Regions from separate parts of the Homo sapiens genome. Here region 1 is linked to region 2. The links are chromatin loops, found by intact Hi-C in ENCODE. Cell type or tissue: Calu3. All regions are shown on one strand.

Region 1 (8,000 bases), 380 kb before region 2:
GGCTCAAGCATCCTCCCACCTTAGCCTCCCAAAGTCCCAGGATTACAGGGATCAGCCACCATGCCTGCAAGCACTACCATTTTAATGACAATTTTCATTTGCTTATTACTTTCCAGTCTTGGTCCACATGCTCATGTATTTTAAGTTATTTATAAATTATTCTATCAAAATAGTCCATATGTGGGTGTGGTGTTCTGCCCAGATTGCCACTTCAGGACAGAGAGGGCATTCAGTCACCATATGTGGAAGTGTTGGTGGCTATCATGTTCTCAGCAAGTCCTTTCCCTGAGGACCCACCTTGTCCTAGAACACACCCCCTCCTTGGGGGTAACCTGCATCCTGTGATGGGTCTATGGGGAGTAGATGAAGGCCAGGCCAACGGTAAAGGATCATCCCAGCTGCAGAGCTGCCTGTGGAATTGGCAGAGGCCTATCACAACCAGTGGGCATTGTAGTCCAACTCTCACTCTGCTCAATTCTGTTTCCCTTGCTTCCTTACAGGTGAGGTTCCCAAAAACACTACTTGGGGTGGGAACCCTCGCTCTCCCCTTAACCTCCTGCCGTCAAATCTCAGAGTCTCAGAACCTGTATCTCAGGCAATCCTATCTATGACCATATCTGTTTCTGTATGTGAGTATATGTATGTTCCCACCACCAGGTTCTGTAGGAAGGCTGGTGGTGTTGGGAGGGGAGTAAACAGCATAATGGTGAAGCATAGGCTTTAGGGTAGTGGCTCTCAACCTAGAGCAATTTTGTACCCCAGAAGACATTTAGCAACATTTGGAGACATTTTTGGTTATCACAAGTGGTGAGTAGAGGCCAAGGATGCTGCTACATATTCTACTATGCACAGGAGAGCCCCACCTACAACAAAGAAGTACCCCACCCAAAACGTCAATCATACCAAGGTTGAGAAACCCTGCTTTGGAATCAGATAGTCTCATTCTTATTAGCTGAGTTGCTCTGGGCAAGTAATTTAATTTATTTTAGCCTCAGTTTTCAGCGTGTGCAATGCAGACAATGATAGTACCTGTCTCATGGAGTTGTGAAACCAAAATTAGTTCACATAAAGGACTGTGGCTGTTCCTGTCGCAAAGTAAGCATTCAATAAGTGGTAGCTATCATCCTTATTATTATTGTTTAAAGTCATAATGTTAATGACAGCATAATATGCCATTTAGTTGGTGTATTATTTCACTTATTTGCCTATTGCCATCTGGTGATTTTCTGTTGTTATGCTGTTAACAGTACAGCTGCAATAAACATCATCATGCATAGATTATATTGAATAAAAAGCATGAACTGGGATTCTAGTTCTGACTCTTAGTCTTCTGACATTAGCAGCTCATTAAATCTCTATGAGCCTTAGTCTGCTCATTTGTAAGTGGGAATAATAGCCCTGCCTGAGAGAAGCTATTATGAACATACTATGAAGTGGCAGTAAAATCTGCATGAGTTCAAGTCCCAGAGGCACCACTTAGCCACTTTACTTACAGTAGAGCATCATGAAAATGCAAACATTATTATCTGGATTCCATTTTAAGAGGAATTAGATATTATATATTCATATACATATGTATATTTCAATCCAAATAATCTGGTTTTAAGAACTAGGATGGGCTGGGCATGGTGGCTCATGACTGTAATCCCAGCACTTTGGGAGGCCAAGGCAAGAGGATCACTTGAGGCCAGGAGTTCAAGACCAGCCTGGGCAGCATAGCAAGAAGCCCATCTCTATTTTTTTTTTAAGATTCTGACAAAGGCTTATTAAAAAAAAGAGAAATAAAAATTTTAAAAAAGAAAAGGAAATAGGATGTTACTGTAACTTAAAAAAAAAAGGTATCAAGAAATTCCTAGTTTTTTGTAAAATTTGACCCAAATTTATACTTATGTTAAAGTAGAAGGAATCATGTCAACACGACATTCCAACTATCCAGAATTATTGACAGAGGAAAACTTGAATACTGAACTCATTGGCCATACGAATTTATTCAGCAAAATATCCTTACTTGCTTTTTTTCTCAAAGACCTGGTGGGAAGCCCTCACCAGCTACATAGAAAGGCCATAATCAAATAAACGTCATGGTGCGAGTGTTCTAGAGCTCTAGCCTTACTTGCCTACAAAGTAAGTCTGTTTATCAAAGATGGCACCAGTGGAGGCCACAACACTGTGGAAATTTAGATGATCTGGGATAGACTGTCGCTATAGGCAAATTTAATTGGTTTGAGGATTATTCAGAATCTTATTTTATCTTGAAGGGATTGTCAGGACCTAGGGATAAAGAGGTCCCCTTCGTTACTCCCAGACACAGAGTCAGAATTAGCTGCTTCTGAGATAGAGTCGATGTGAGAACGGCTTGCTTTTTGCCAGAGCATTCACCTGAAGCATTTGATATTTAGTCAGGCTCCGGAAATGAAAACTTGAAAAAATAGTCAATGCGGTTATGTTGTATACTCTTAAGGACTGCCAAAGTCGTTTATAATGGAGTGAGCAAACACGTACTGCCGTGTTTTAAGACCAGACATCCTGTGCTTCCAAAGCAACTGATAAATGAGTATTCAAGTACTGGGGAGAAAGAAACAGGAAATGACCCTTGGGGAGTTTCAAAGTTTTAATTATGTTACTATCCTCCACTGGCTTTCTCCAGAAGCTGATAGTTCATACAGTTGACTTATTTTGCGAGTATTTTGAACTTTGCCATAGCAAATTGTAACCAGTAGTGTGGCTTACCCCGTCAGAGCTGACTCATGACCTCAAAACTGCAGACCAGCTTTGTGACTAATCACAGCCAAAGAAGCCAAACTTGTAACAGTTCTTTTTTTTGGTTTTTAGTTGTTAAAGAAATGTTCATTTCTACAAAGCTTGGCTGTAGTTCGTTGGCTGTAGTTGGTAAACACCTGCCTTTAATGATCCTTCCAAGGAACCCCCAAATATATACATTGTGTGCGTGTATGTGTGTGTGTATTATAATTACTGTTTTTACTCTTCTTGCTAGTAACTTTTCATGGCATATGAAGGCGGGCTTGTCAGTTTTTTGGTGCAGAACCTGATCTCTAAGTGTTTGAAGCAGCCCTGGGCAGAGTGGCTTCCTTAGAGCTTTGAGCGTCCTGCTTTGAGGGTGAGGCCTATCCTGCCCGAACACCTATGACAAAGCAGTGGTCTGTGGTGGTGCCAGGTCCCTTTGTAACTTCCTGTTGCCACATTTCAACACCACCGCTGGAGGGGATGACTGTGGTCTCAGTGGGAGAACAATTCAGTGACTTACTTTTTTAGTTTCTGACAGAAAAGGAGACTCCTCAGGTGGATTGCATTTGTATATGGGTTGCATTTGCAGGCGTGAGAAAGCATTTAATCCTTGCCACAATGTGCTGGCTCACTACGGAATAATTGTAATTATTGCCAGGGGTTCACATGAAATCCCTGATGCCTGTAAGTCGTGCCAGGTAGCTGCCGGAAGACCTGAGCTTCATGGCTGTCTTAACAGCTGGTGGACCCTGGTTTGAGTTTGCTTTCTAACAAATGTTAGGCAATAATCTCTCTCCTACCTGCAGAAATACTGAGTTTGAAATCAGAGTTGATCATGGCATTTTGGAAGTTTAGATGATGTAGCATCCATCCTTCCCCATTTTACAGTGAAAAAAAAAATGATGTGAGGAGGTGTCAGTTAGCCACCCAAGGTCACACCGGCAGTTAAAGTTAAAGACATGATTAGAACCAAATTCCAGTTTCCATGATTCTTAATTAATGCTCTTTCAATACTGCACCACTGCTTTGTAAAGCCTGAAAGACAATTTCCATAAATCCAAGGTGTTGTTATTCTTGCAAATAATCACTCGAAGCATTCAGACATCATTTATAGTCTTTTCAGCATTTAGATGAAAAGATTCATCACATCTTTTCCCCAAAAAGTATAAACTGAGATGGAAAGTAAACTGTTTAATTCCATAGTTTTAAAAATGGAATCATGGCCAGGCTCAGTGGCTCATGCCCGTAATATCAGCCCTTTGGGAGACAGAGGCAGGAGGATCACTTGAGGTCAGAGTTCAAGACCAGCCTGGGCAACAAAGTGAGAACCCGCCTCTACAAAAAATAAAAAACACAGCCTGATGTGATGGCACACACCTATGGTCCCAGCTACCTGGGACTCTGAGGCAGGAAGACCACTTGAGTCCAGGAGTTCGAGGACACAGTGAGCTCTAATTGCACCACTGCACTCCAGCCTGGAAAACAGAGTGAGACCTTGTCTCAAAAAAAAAAAAAAAAAAAGTTAATCATGTTTTACCCTTTTCAAATATAATCCACATGGATTAACAAAACTTCAGGAAACAGGCAAATTCACAAAAGAAACCAGAGTGTGTGTGTGTGTCTGTGTGTGTGTGTACAAATATATATATATATATGTATAAATATATATATTGCTTTTTATAAAATGTTAGGCAATAATCTCTCTCCTACCTGCAGAAATACTGCAGAAATACACACACACACACACACACACACACACACGCATATATATATACACACACACACATTTTCTTTTTTCTTTTTTTTCCCTCTTCTCTCTCCTTCTCCTCCAGAAGTATATTTTGAAATGGACTTATTTTAAAATGTGGTTGTTAGAATATATTCTTTTAAAAAAGCCATTTGAAATTGATTTTATCTTATGACTCCTAAAATATTTGTGGAATGTTTCCTGTTGCTAGTCACCCTCAGGTCTTGAAATTACCTGTGGAGTTGAAAAATGTTGAAGTGATTTGAATGTTTATACAGTTACTTGAGGAGGTAGCTGCCTAGATTTGTAGCCTGTGTAGGTGTTGGGAGAAATATTTTCTGAAAAGGTTGGTTGAGGGTAGTGGATCTATGGGCACTGGTGAGATCCTAATACGTGGAGTGATAAAAATTTGTTGCTGCCCTTCTGGGCAACTAGGTGAATGCAATTCACATAGCTCCAAATTAAACCATAAATAACAGTTTTTGACCTACCTAGGATATTAAGAACTTCAAACCACACAATGTTTTCTTGTGTGCTTCTTTTACTTAAGGATTTAACTTGGAGAAGATTTTAGAGTTTGTAATAACTTTTCATGAAAGGATAGGGAGAAAAAAGGAGCAGGATCTTTAATAAGTAGATGTACTTCTGCATCCAGCAATCCGGCTTTTAATTCAAAATTGTGTATGTGCTCTGGGTGATGCCAACATTTCCTCTTACATAAAGTGACCTTTTACGGGGTTTCATTCATAGCACTTGGCTCCCTCCTGGAGTCACAGTGCTTGTCACAAGGCAGTGGATTGCCTGCTGGTTCTTATGCAAGTGATGACTGGGAGGGCTGATAGGGGGTAACGCGGACAGCCTCTCTCTCTGACAGCAGATTGTCAGCATTCTTGACCCGGGCACTCTAAGAGCCTGGGAAAACACTTTGATTTCAATGTGGCTTTAAAAAATGATATTCAGTTGAACCAAATGACTGTGTAAAATAGGACCACAGGGCAGGCCAGGAGCGGTGGCTCATGCCTGTAATCCCAGCACTTTGGGATGCCAAGGTGGGCGGATCACCTGAGGTGAGGAGTTCAAGACCAGCCTGGCCAACATGGTGAAACCCCTTCTCTACTAAAAATACAAAAAATTAGCTGGGCTTGGTGGCAGGCGCCTGTAATCCCAGCTACTCGGGAGGCTGAGACAGGAGAATTGCTTGAACCCAGGAGGCGGAGATTGCGGTGAGCCAAGATCACGCCATTGCACTCTAGCCTGGGCAACAAGAGTGAAACTCCGTCTCAAAAAAAAAACACCCTGTTGTTACAGATAAATCAAAATAAGTGTATTAAGATAAAGATTTACTTCTCTTTTATGTAAAAGTAACCTAGATGTGGGTGGCCCAGGGTGGGTAAGGTGACTTTAGTTTGTCACAGATCCGGGTTCCTTCTTTCTTTTCTCTTCTACCACCCTTGGTACAGGACTTCTAGCCTCATGATTCAAGATGGCTGCTGGAGTTCCAGCTACCATATTCGAGCTCTAGAACAGGAAGAAAGAAAATTAGGGAAACAGCAGCTCACTGCAGCCTCAACCTCCTGGGCTCAGGTGATCCCCCTGCCTCAGCCTCCTGAGAAGCTGGGATCACAGGCACGCACCACCACACTCAACTAATTTTTAAATTATTTGTAGAGACAGGGTCTCCCTATGTTGCCCAGACTTGTCTCGAACTCCTGGACTTAAGTGATTCTCTCAACTTGGCCTCCCATAGTGCTGGGATTACAAGTTTGAGCTACCATATCCAGCCTAGAAAAATTTTGGAATCCCAATATGGTGACTTCCACTTAACACCACATTTGCTATCCAGGGTTGCAAAGGAGGGCTAGAAATGTACTGGCCAAATTGCCATCCCAAATAAAATTAGGGTTCTGTCAGCAAAGAAGGAGGGGAGAATGGTTATTGGAAAGGAAACTAGCAGCCTCTATTATAGGTCTTATTAGCCTCTACTTAATAGATAAGAAATTGAGGATTGGGGAACTGAAGAAACTTGCCAAATAAACAGCAGGATGAGAATTGTTATCTGGGTATTTAACTCCACTGCCTTTGCGCTTAAACGCTATGCAAACTGTGGCTGTGTGCTAGCACTAAAATACGATGCAGACCTCTCTCAGAGATGGGAATGCTCTTAAAGACATTAATTTAGAGTATTTTAGGTATTCTTTTTTTTTTTTTTTTTTTTTTGAGACGGAGTCTTGCACTCTCACCCAGGCTGGAGTGCAGTGGCGTGATCTCGGCTCACTGCAAGCTCTGCCTCCCGGGTTCACGCCATTCTCCTGCCTCAGCCTCCCGAGTAGCTGGGACTACAGGCGCCCACCACCACACCCAGCTAATTTTTTTTGTATTTTTAGTAGAGAAGGGGTTTCACCATGTTAACCAGGATGGTCTCGATCTCCTGACTTCGTGATCCGCCCGCCTCGGCCTCCCCAAGTGCTGGGATTACAGGCGTGAGCCACCGCGCCCGGCTATTTTAGGTATTCTTATAATTCTTACTAAGGTTTACACTTTCCTTTCTCATATGGTACTGTTGTAATGATTTTCAATTGGTCCTTCGTTACATCTGAACAATTTAAATAGAACAAAACTAAATTTCAAAACAGAAATACGTAGTTGCTTTCAGTGCCTTCCTGTCAGAGTCATATTGACATGGTAAAGATATAAGAAAGATCGAAGGTTCTTAGCGGAAACTGGAGCAATAAAGCCAGAGACACCATCAGTGGTGCTTGCTGGTTTTGCAGAAGCTAGCTCCCTTAGAGACGTCATGTCCAGCACCAATCACAGAGTCTATCAAAAGATCCAAATCAAGAAAACAGGAGAAGAATCTCAGGCTTTTCATTCATGCTCAACAAGAGGAGCATGCTTTTACACTATCCCGGGAGATTCCTCAAGGGTCAACAAAGAGTAGTAGAAAGAATCCTAGATTCTAGACTTGGCTTTGCCGTTAACAAGTTGTGTGACCCTGAGCACATGATTTTGCGTCTCTGGACTTTAGTTTCTTTGTCTTTAGAGTAAAGATATTCTTCAATTGCCCTGTTTCAGTTGTAATAGTTTACAAGTAGTGATTTCTGTACTCATTTGCCTTTCTTTGGAAAGACTACAACTTTGAATTTGAAGGACCTGGATATGACTCAGTGCTGACTCTCTTAAGCTGTGTAACTTTGCACAAGTCACCTAACATTTTTGAATCTTAGTTTTCTTACCTGTAAAATAGGTATAATAAATCCTGTCTCATGGAGCTAGTGTGACGATTAAAATAATGAGATGTGAGAGAACTTTGTCTCCATTCAGACAAAACATCTAGAAAGTGCTTGTCTCCACTGTCTGCTAAAGAGCATCCCCATTTCATGACCCTTCCTTCCTTCTTTCCTTCCTTCCTTCTTTCCTTCCTTCCTTCTTTCCTTCCTTCCTTCCTCCTTCCCTTCCCTTTTCTTTCTTTCTTTCTTTCTTTCTTTCTTTCTTTCTTTCTTTCTTTCTT
Region 2 (8,000 bases):
GCATGACTTTTTGTTCCAAACAGCTATGTTTTCAATCAGCATTAAAAATCTAAGATAGTAACCTGTTTTTCTGTTCAAAGGTCTTTAAAAAAAAAAAAAGCAGAGTAAAAATAAAATGCTACATTAAAAGAACTAAATCAAAATATCAAAAACTGAAGTAAGTTTTAGTCATAATTTGATTCTCTCATTTCCTTCCATTTTTCCCCTGGGTAAACACCTGAAAGGCACATATCTGATGGGTTGAGGAGTGTGAGAGCCTGACTGGGAAATTATTTTATTACAGAAGTCACAAAAATATCTTCTTTTCTCAGTCTTCCTGCTTTTTTCACACAAAGAAGAAACAGAAAAATGAATTTCAATAGTGACAGCTCAAGTGTTTCTTTTTCAGCGGTAACTTTCTCTCTCCCTTTTCAGCTTCCTCTCTTTGCTGCTCCTCTTGATCCTACCAAAGACCTTGCCCAGGTTACCACTGGGATCAAGAAAATTAGGGAATCTTGCACAGAGGTGAGAAATGGCAAATGGGCGTTCTAGCCTGTGGGATAATCATCTACATTAGTGTAGAGTGAAGGCGTCTCATGCCTCTTTGGAAAGAAAATTCCACAAGAGCAACAGGGAGAGACTGCAATCTCATGACAGCCTGCTCAGGCTTTCCCATTATTTGTGATATAAATTATCATATAAACTAAACACTGGTATTTTTAAACTGTTATCTGCCACTGTTTCTCGATTTTGTGCCCATGCCTTGGTGTCAACCATCCCTGGGTCTTTAATTTCAAACACTATGTCCTTGTATTTGGGGATCTCCCCCAAATTGTGAATGACTTTCCTCTATGGGCCTGACCCAAAGTTGACTGTATTAAATGCCATGAAATAAAAATTTCTGGATACCAAAGAGAGAAATGAGTCAAATAGTTAAACATTAAATTCCCTATTAAAAATAATTCTTATATCATTGTTATCAGTTTTGTATCTGAAGATGGGAAACTATGTGTTGAAACCATACTGGGCCCTGAGATGGTATTTTGATTCATGTTAGGGCACATAAACTAAAAGGACTACCATAGCTTTCAGTTTAGCCTCTGCAAGAATATCTGGGGCATCTACTATAGCCCCTGGAGGGAGGGTCTTTGCCATTTCTACTCCATTCCAGAGCTCTGAGAACAATGTTGTGGCTGATAGTAAAAACCACCAGATCCTCTGCAGGAATAATTGTATTAGCCCATGTGTAGACAAGGGCACAGTCTTAGACCCTTCAACAAAGGAATATACTTTATTATTTATTTTTACTTTTTCGAGACAGAGTCTTGCTCTGTTGCCCAGGCTGGAGTGCAGTGGTGCAGTCTCAGCTCACTGCAACCTCTGCCTCCTGGGTTCAAGCGATTCTCCTGCCTCAGTCTCCTGAGTAGCTGGGATTACAGGTACCCACCACCATGCCAGGCTAATTTTTGTATTTTCAGTAGAGATGGGGTTTCCCCATGTTGGCCAGGCTGTTCTCAAACTCCTTATCTCAAATGATCCGCCCACCTCGACCTCCCAAAGTGTTGGGATTACAGTCATGAGGCACTGCGCCTGGCCAAAGGGATATTCTTTAAATAGCTTAGTAAGACATGATTCCATAAGTGATGATGGAATCTCTGAAACAAAACTGTGGAATTTTCATATGTTACAGAACAGTGTTATCCAATAGACATGTAATGTGTAAAGTTTTAAATTTTCATGGTGCCGTATTTTTTAAAAAGTTAGAAAACAGATGAATTATGTTGTTAATGTATTTTAACTATCATGTGAAAATAATATAATTTATATTATTTCAGCATATAATCAATATAAAACTTATTAATGAGTTTTTCCCCTCCAAACTAAATATTCAAAATCTGTGTGTATTTTATTCTTACAGCCAGTCTCAATTTGGACTAGCCAATCTTCAAGGGCTAAATAGCCACATGTCACTAGTGGCAATTAGTTGCTAATCTTGGATGGTGGAGTTATAGAGTCTCCTGAGATTGAATATACAGAAATTCGTACATCTCAAGATGCAGTAATCTTTAGCATGTCTTGCTTAGGAATAAGGGTCACAAATTATTATTCTGTTCTCAAAACAAGTCATTAAATGTCAGGTTGATAGGACATTCAAGCTTCAAAGTTGAGCGGGGAAGTATAGATTTTCCCATAGATCTCCTATAACTTCTTTTGAGGCTTTGTTCATATTATTTTTGCTTTGTTTTGTCTTGGGCTTTAAACCAACTTGATATAAAAACTACATAGTTAGTTTTTGTTCTAAAATGAGACAGCCTTACCTAAGTAATTTCAACTAATTTTTTAAAATGGACTGTAATTATTGTTTTTAGAACTGTGCTGTTTTCTTAGATGTCATTAAAGAAACTGCTGTGGGAGATGAGTAAGAGCATGTCTATTTCTATTCCAGGAATATTTTACTTGTTAACCTCGTGGTTGATAAAATTATGATCAATTAGTCAGAATGTAAGCTGCATGAAACCATGTGATAAATTGTTCCTCAATTAGAAAGTTGGTTTGCCTCCTTATTAACTTGCTTATTTTCCTTCTTTTTCTTATAGCTGTCCTTCCTGATAGATATTTTTATTATGGGTGTTATAAAATCAAACTTATATTTTAATTTTTACCATAGTAATAAGCTCTTGGACACACACACACACACACACACACACACACACACACACACATATTTAGATAATACATTGTAGTACAAAAAATTTGTTAAATAACTGTTTTCTTTTTTTATTTCTAAATCTCAGTTTATACCAGAGAGTAACCACTGAATAGTACCTAAAGAGAAGTTAACAATGGTTATGAAAATATAAATTACCTTTACTATAATTATTTTGCCTTTTGGAAATGCTTAACAAGATTATGGATAATTTATTATCCAACATTGATACATGACAACTCTCAGAGATGCCTGTCATTGGTAGCTGCCTGGATTAATTTTATATTGCTGCATAACACATTACCACAAGCTTAGTGGCTTAAAACTTAGCTTATTATCTCATAGCTTTGTTGGTTGGAATTCTGGGTAGAATATAACTAGGTTCTCTGTTCAGGGTCCTGTAAGGCTAAAATTAAGGTGTCAGCTGGGGCTGGGGTCTTATCTGAGGCTTAGGACCCTCTTCCAAGCTCATGGGGTCATTGGCAGAATTTGTTTCCCTGCAGCTGTCGATCTTGTGGACTTTGTGTCTTTAAGACCAGCAGGAAAATTCTCTTATGCTTCAAATCTCCTCTCAGAAAGGGCACATTCTCTTCTAAGGGTTCACCTGGTTAGGTCAAGCCCACCAAGGATAATCACCCTTTTGATGAACTCAAAGTAAACTATTTAGGGCCCTTAATTACATCTACAAAATCCCTGTTGCCATATAACTAATCTTGGGTATAACATCAGGGAGTGGAGATAGTGGAAGATCTTAGAATTTTGCCTACCAAATTTTCCACATGCCTTCAACACCCTCTATTCATTTGATACTTCTCCACATTGTGAGCTCCATTTTCCAAGGGTAATTTGAAAAGAAAAAAAAAAAATCTGCATTCTCAGACTCCCTTGTGGCTAAGCTGCAGATGTGTAACTATGGTTTTGTAAGTTAGAGGCGGAAGTGAGACTTAACCGTGGAGGTGAACTGTAGCAAGAAACAAACTGGGGATGATTCATTCCTTTTGCTAATGTGGGGGTGGTGGTGGCCATGGTAACTTCCTGCTCAGGCCAGTTCTTTGGTGTGGTTCTGAGGAATGGTTCCGGAGGGGCTAATCTTGAGACTATTCCTCAGCCCACCCAACAGTTCTCTGAGCTGTCTAATATCTTTCAATAAATTCATTTTTCTACCTACGCTAGCCACAGTAGCACCACAGTAGATTGTGGTGCTTACAAAATAGCCCCAACAGGCACAATTCCTAATCTTCCTTGTATATACTTTATGACTCTGGAGGAAATAATGTCTTTCTAATAAGATGAAATTCAATTAAAGCATTTTCCCTGCTTAGAGAAAATGGCTGTGGTTTATTAAAGAAGCATTTGATGTCTATTCCTTCTCAACTATTATCTTATTTGCATTTTCTGGAACATGATTAGTTATAATGTACTATAAGTTTTCATAAAACCAACATGAAAATAATTATGCCTGAATTATATGCATTCCATAAATATCATCTAGCTATCTCCTCATTTCATATTACCTCCTTCCTTTCCCTCAATTGCCACAACACTGTTAAGAGATATAAATAAATCATTAATACTTGATTTTCGGATATATGCTCTTGCTTTTGAGCTTGAGATATTAAAAAATCTCAGTTGACTATAGTTTACCTTGAAATGTTCCTCCCATGAAGGCATTTGACTTTTTTGGTTATTGTTGACTGATAACAACAAGCTAGTTCATGCTGAATAATTGTGTGAAACTCTTTTCTACACAATTTTCAAAATTCTAAACAAGTTGCATTTTTACTACGCTTGTAATTTTTTTCTTTAGGTTTATGTTGTATGACTAATTGCATTCTAAATTCCAGGAGAAAAGGTGTGAATACCTGCAGAGTATTTTGTAAATAAACATTGATTAGGCAAAAAATGCCATGTTTTCTTTCATATGATTTCAAACTGATGGTATTTTTCTGTTTTTATTTTATATATACCATAGTAACATTTTTAATCAGTACCATATGCCCAAACTTCCTTTTTATGGAAAATAACCTATTCCTAACGATAAGTAATCCTGTCTTTAAACACACACGTACACACACACACACACACACACACACGATACACTCATTATTAAATATTTTGTACCGGAAATAGTCTGTGATTCAGTGCTTAAATTGTTTAATAAATGATAAAATATTTTGCAGATTGGCCTCAGTGTAAGGTGAATAGTGATTTTTCAATGATCTTTTGTTCAGCTCCAGTGTTTCCTTCATACCACCAAACTCACACTCTGCTTATACCTAGATTTGCATCCTGCTGCTCCTGCTAACTCGCTGAGTGGCAGTGTGGCCTAGTGGATACTCTTTTGGCTTTTTGTTTTCTCATCTCTAAAATTAGGAAGCAGATTCTATGATTCTAAAATTTATCTACAAGTGGCCATTATTTATGTAAAGTAGTGTTAGTAGCTTTATTAAGGACATCATTTTTATCATGATATCATTTATCATTATTTTTTCAAATGTAGTTCCTGCTGAGAGTCTCTACTACTCTACTGTGTTTTCTCCTGTCTTATTTTATACTCAGGAAACATTTTGGCTAGTGTATATGTGCGCATGTGTGTGCATGTGTGTACTTTTAGTGCTTTCCCTGTGGAGCTGTGTAAGAGACATCATCAAGGGGATCTTATGGTTAATGACAGTTGTTTAATGCAATTACTGTATTTTACAAGTGATCAATTTCATTTAACAAAGTGCTAGTGAACTCACAGAGTTTGCACCATTTTTTAACCAGCTCCAGTCACTAGCCAATTCATAAAAATAAGAATGTACCTCTGGAATGGAGAGAGAAATTTATTTTACCTAAATGTTCAATCGGATGAAAATTTCCTGTTCCCAAAAAACATTTTTTTGGATACTTTAACGATTGCCAAATATTCTTTTAAATTTTCAATTCCAAATTGTTAGTGGGACATTCCATTGACAGGGCTCAGTGTCAGTGGGTCCTGAACTAGAACAAAGAAGTATTCATAAGCTTGGTATTTCCTGGACCTTTAAAAATCCAGGTATAAGGTAGTATCAATTAGGATTTGTTGGTTGTAAGAAGCAGAAATTAACTTTTTACTAAATAAATTGAACTTATTAGAAAGATCAAATAGCTCAGAGAAGTAAAAGAAAAGCTTTACGAGCCAGCCTGGGCTGGGTGTGGTGGCTCACGCCTGTAATCCCAGCACTTTGTGAGGTCAAGGCGGGCCGATTGCTTGAGGTCAGGAGTTTGAGACCAGTCTGGCCAGCATAGCGAAACCCTATCTCTAATAAAAATACAAAAGTTAACCGAGTGTGATGGTGTGTGCCTGTAATCCCAGCTACTCTAGAGGCTGAGGCAGGAGAATCGCCTGAACCAGGGGGGCAGAGGTTGCCATGTGTCAAGATCGCACCACTTCACTCTAGCCTGGGTGGCAGAGTGAGACTCCATGTCAGGAAAAAAATAAATAAATAAACAGAGCCAGACTGAAGAAACAGCAGGAACCCGAACAGCCAAACAGCTCGGGGCATCTAGATGCAGGGATACCAATTATCTTAAATGTTAAAGATGCACTGGGGATGAATTGGCTTCAGACATTCCAGTTGTGCAAACAGGTGTTCAATCGGCACCCATTCCAATTCCTTCTTTCTTCTTTCACTATTGGAAGTCAGGAAATGAAAATACTTAATTTCCTAGTCTCCCAGTTAGGGTTGTCTATGGGACACAGTTATAGCCTTCAGCAGAATTTCCCGACCCTATGCTTTCTAACTTCTTTTTATCTGGAAGGTAAAAGTGATGCCTGGAGCTGCAATGGCCAACCTATGACCATGAGAACTGCAACCACATTGTAAAGATAGTGGTGCAGGAAAATAGAAGGGGCTTTCCTGTCTGATAACATCAGTGAGCTGGTATACCTGTCCTGGCCTACTATCCCCAAAATTATTATTTTGGACCTAAAATGCCTTACTCAATTAAGCTGCCAAGTTGTGGTGGTTTTTTGTTTCTGTAATTAAACACAATTTTAACTGACAGTCTTTCAAGGTTTATTTTCTGATTGAATGAATTTAGGTTATAACTGCAACCCTTGGCCAAGGGAGTCCTGGATGCTATTGTTTAACAGTCTCACTGTGGCAGAAACAGCTAGATGGTCTTCTTATCCATTTCCTGTCTTTCTGAGCATGGTCAGAACACATTTCTAATCTCTTTTCTCATTAGGTATAGTCATGGGACTGACATCCAGTCATTAGAATATGAGCAGAAATGATATATGCCAGTTCCTGATGTGCCCTATAGAAATCTTCCCTACATGTTCAAGCTCCTTTCTGTCTCCAGATGAATAAATCGAAGACGATTCCCAGATGACATTGGCAATTGTGTTTTGCGATGGAGAAGTTTCAAGATGGAAGGAACCAGGGTCTTTGAGTCCTCTGAACTACTCAAAGGAGGATAGCCATACTAGAAATACTCATTGGACCTTTATGTGAGCAAGAAATCATTAAAAAAATTTTTTTTGAGGCAACTGAAATTTTGGCACTAGATATTAAGCCTTACCTTAACTAATACACCCACTAAGATTGTGTGAAGTTGGGGGAGAAGGAGCTCCTCTGGGAATATGAAGATGTCATTGCCATAAGAAAGAAAATAAGTGATAGGCAGGCAAGAATAACAGCCATTCACCACAGCAGCCCCTGTAATGATCCACTGGACACCTTATTTGCATATCAATTTATGAGCCATTAATGGGGGCCCTGGTAGTCTGAGTAATGGCCTCCCAAAGACATCCATGTCCTAATCCCAGAAGCCTATAAATATATTACCTTATATGACAAAGGGGAATTAAGGCAGCAAATAGAATTAAGGTTGCTAATCAGATGATCTTAAATTAAGGAGATTGTTCTGGACTATCCAGGTGATATGTAATTATAAGGGACCTTAAAAATGGAAGAGAGAGGCAAATGAGGAGATCAGAGTGATTCCAAGTGGGAAGGACTTCCCTCGCCTATTCTAGTTTTGAAAATAGAAAGAAGGCAGCTTCAAGCCAAGGAATATGCATGATCTCTAGAAGTTGGAAAAGGCAAGGAAATAGATCCTACCTAGACCCTACAGAAAGGAATACAACAATGCAGTCCTGCTGGTGCCTTGATTTTAGCTGATGCCTTGATTTTAGCCAATATCTTGATTTTAACCTGATGAGACCTGCCAGACTTCTGGTTTGCAGAACATTAGATGATAAATTTATATTGTTCTAAGCCATTATGTTTGTGACAATTTGTTACAGCAGTAATAGGAAACAAATACAGGGACGTAGGCATTTTAC

The links. A loop is a pair of places that touch in the nucleus more often than their neighbours do. Peaks named below come from ENCODE experiments on the same cell type or tissue, not always from the same donor. Only the 100,000 strongest peaks of a DNase experiment are listed, where the experiment ranks them.
Region 1: a loop joins it to region 2, with 4 times the contacts of the local background. A loop is called at or near these places in 13 of 110 quality-filtered maps.

What each region holds. Positions count from the first base shown.
Region 1 is chr12:76,015,630-76,023,629 of GRCh38, reverse strand. No RefSeq gene overlaps it. Among named protein-coding and RNA genes, the nearest start is that of PHLDA1-AS1, 11 kb to the left of the region's middle. In Calu3, no CTCF peak of the experiment used is centred here; DNase peaks (open chromatin) are centred at 2,739, 3,179 and 5,319.
Region 2 is chr12:75,636,877-75,644,876 of GRCh38, reverse strand. All of the region lies in intron 8 of LOC105369844 (a long non-coding RNA gene), which reads left to right. Among named protein-coding and RNA genes, the nearest start is that of KRR1, 130 kb to the right of the region's middle. RefSeq lists a silencer at 2,422-2,622. In Calu3, no CTCF peak of the experiment used is centred here; DNase peaks (open chromatin) are centred at 3,706, 4,986 and 5,906.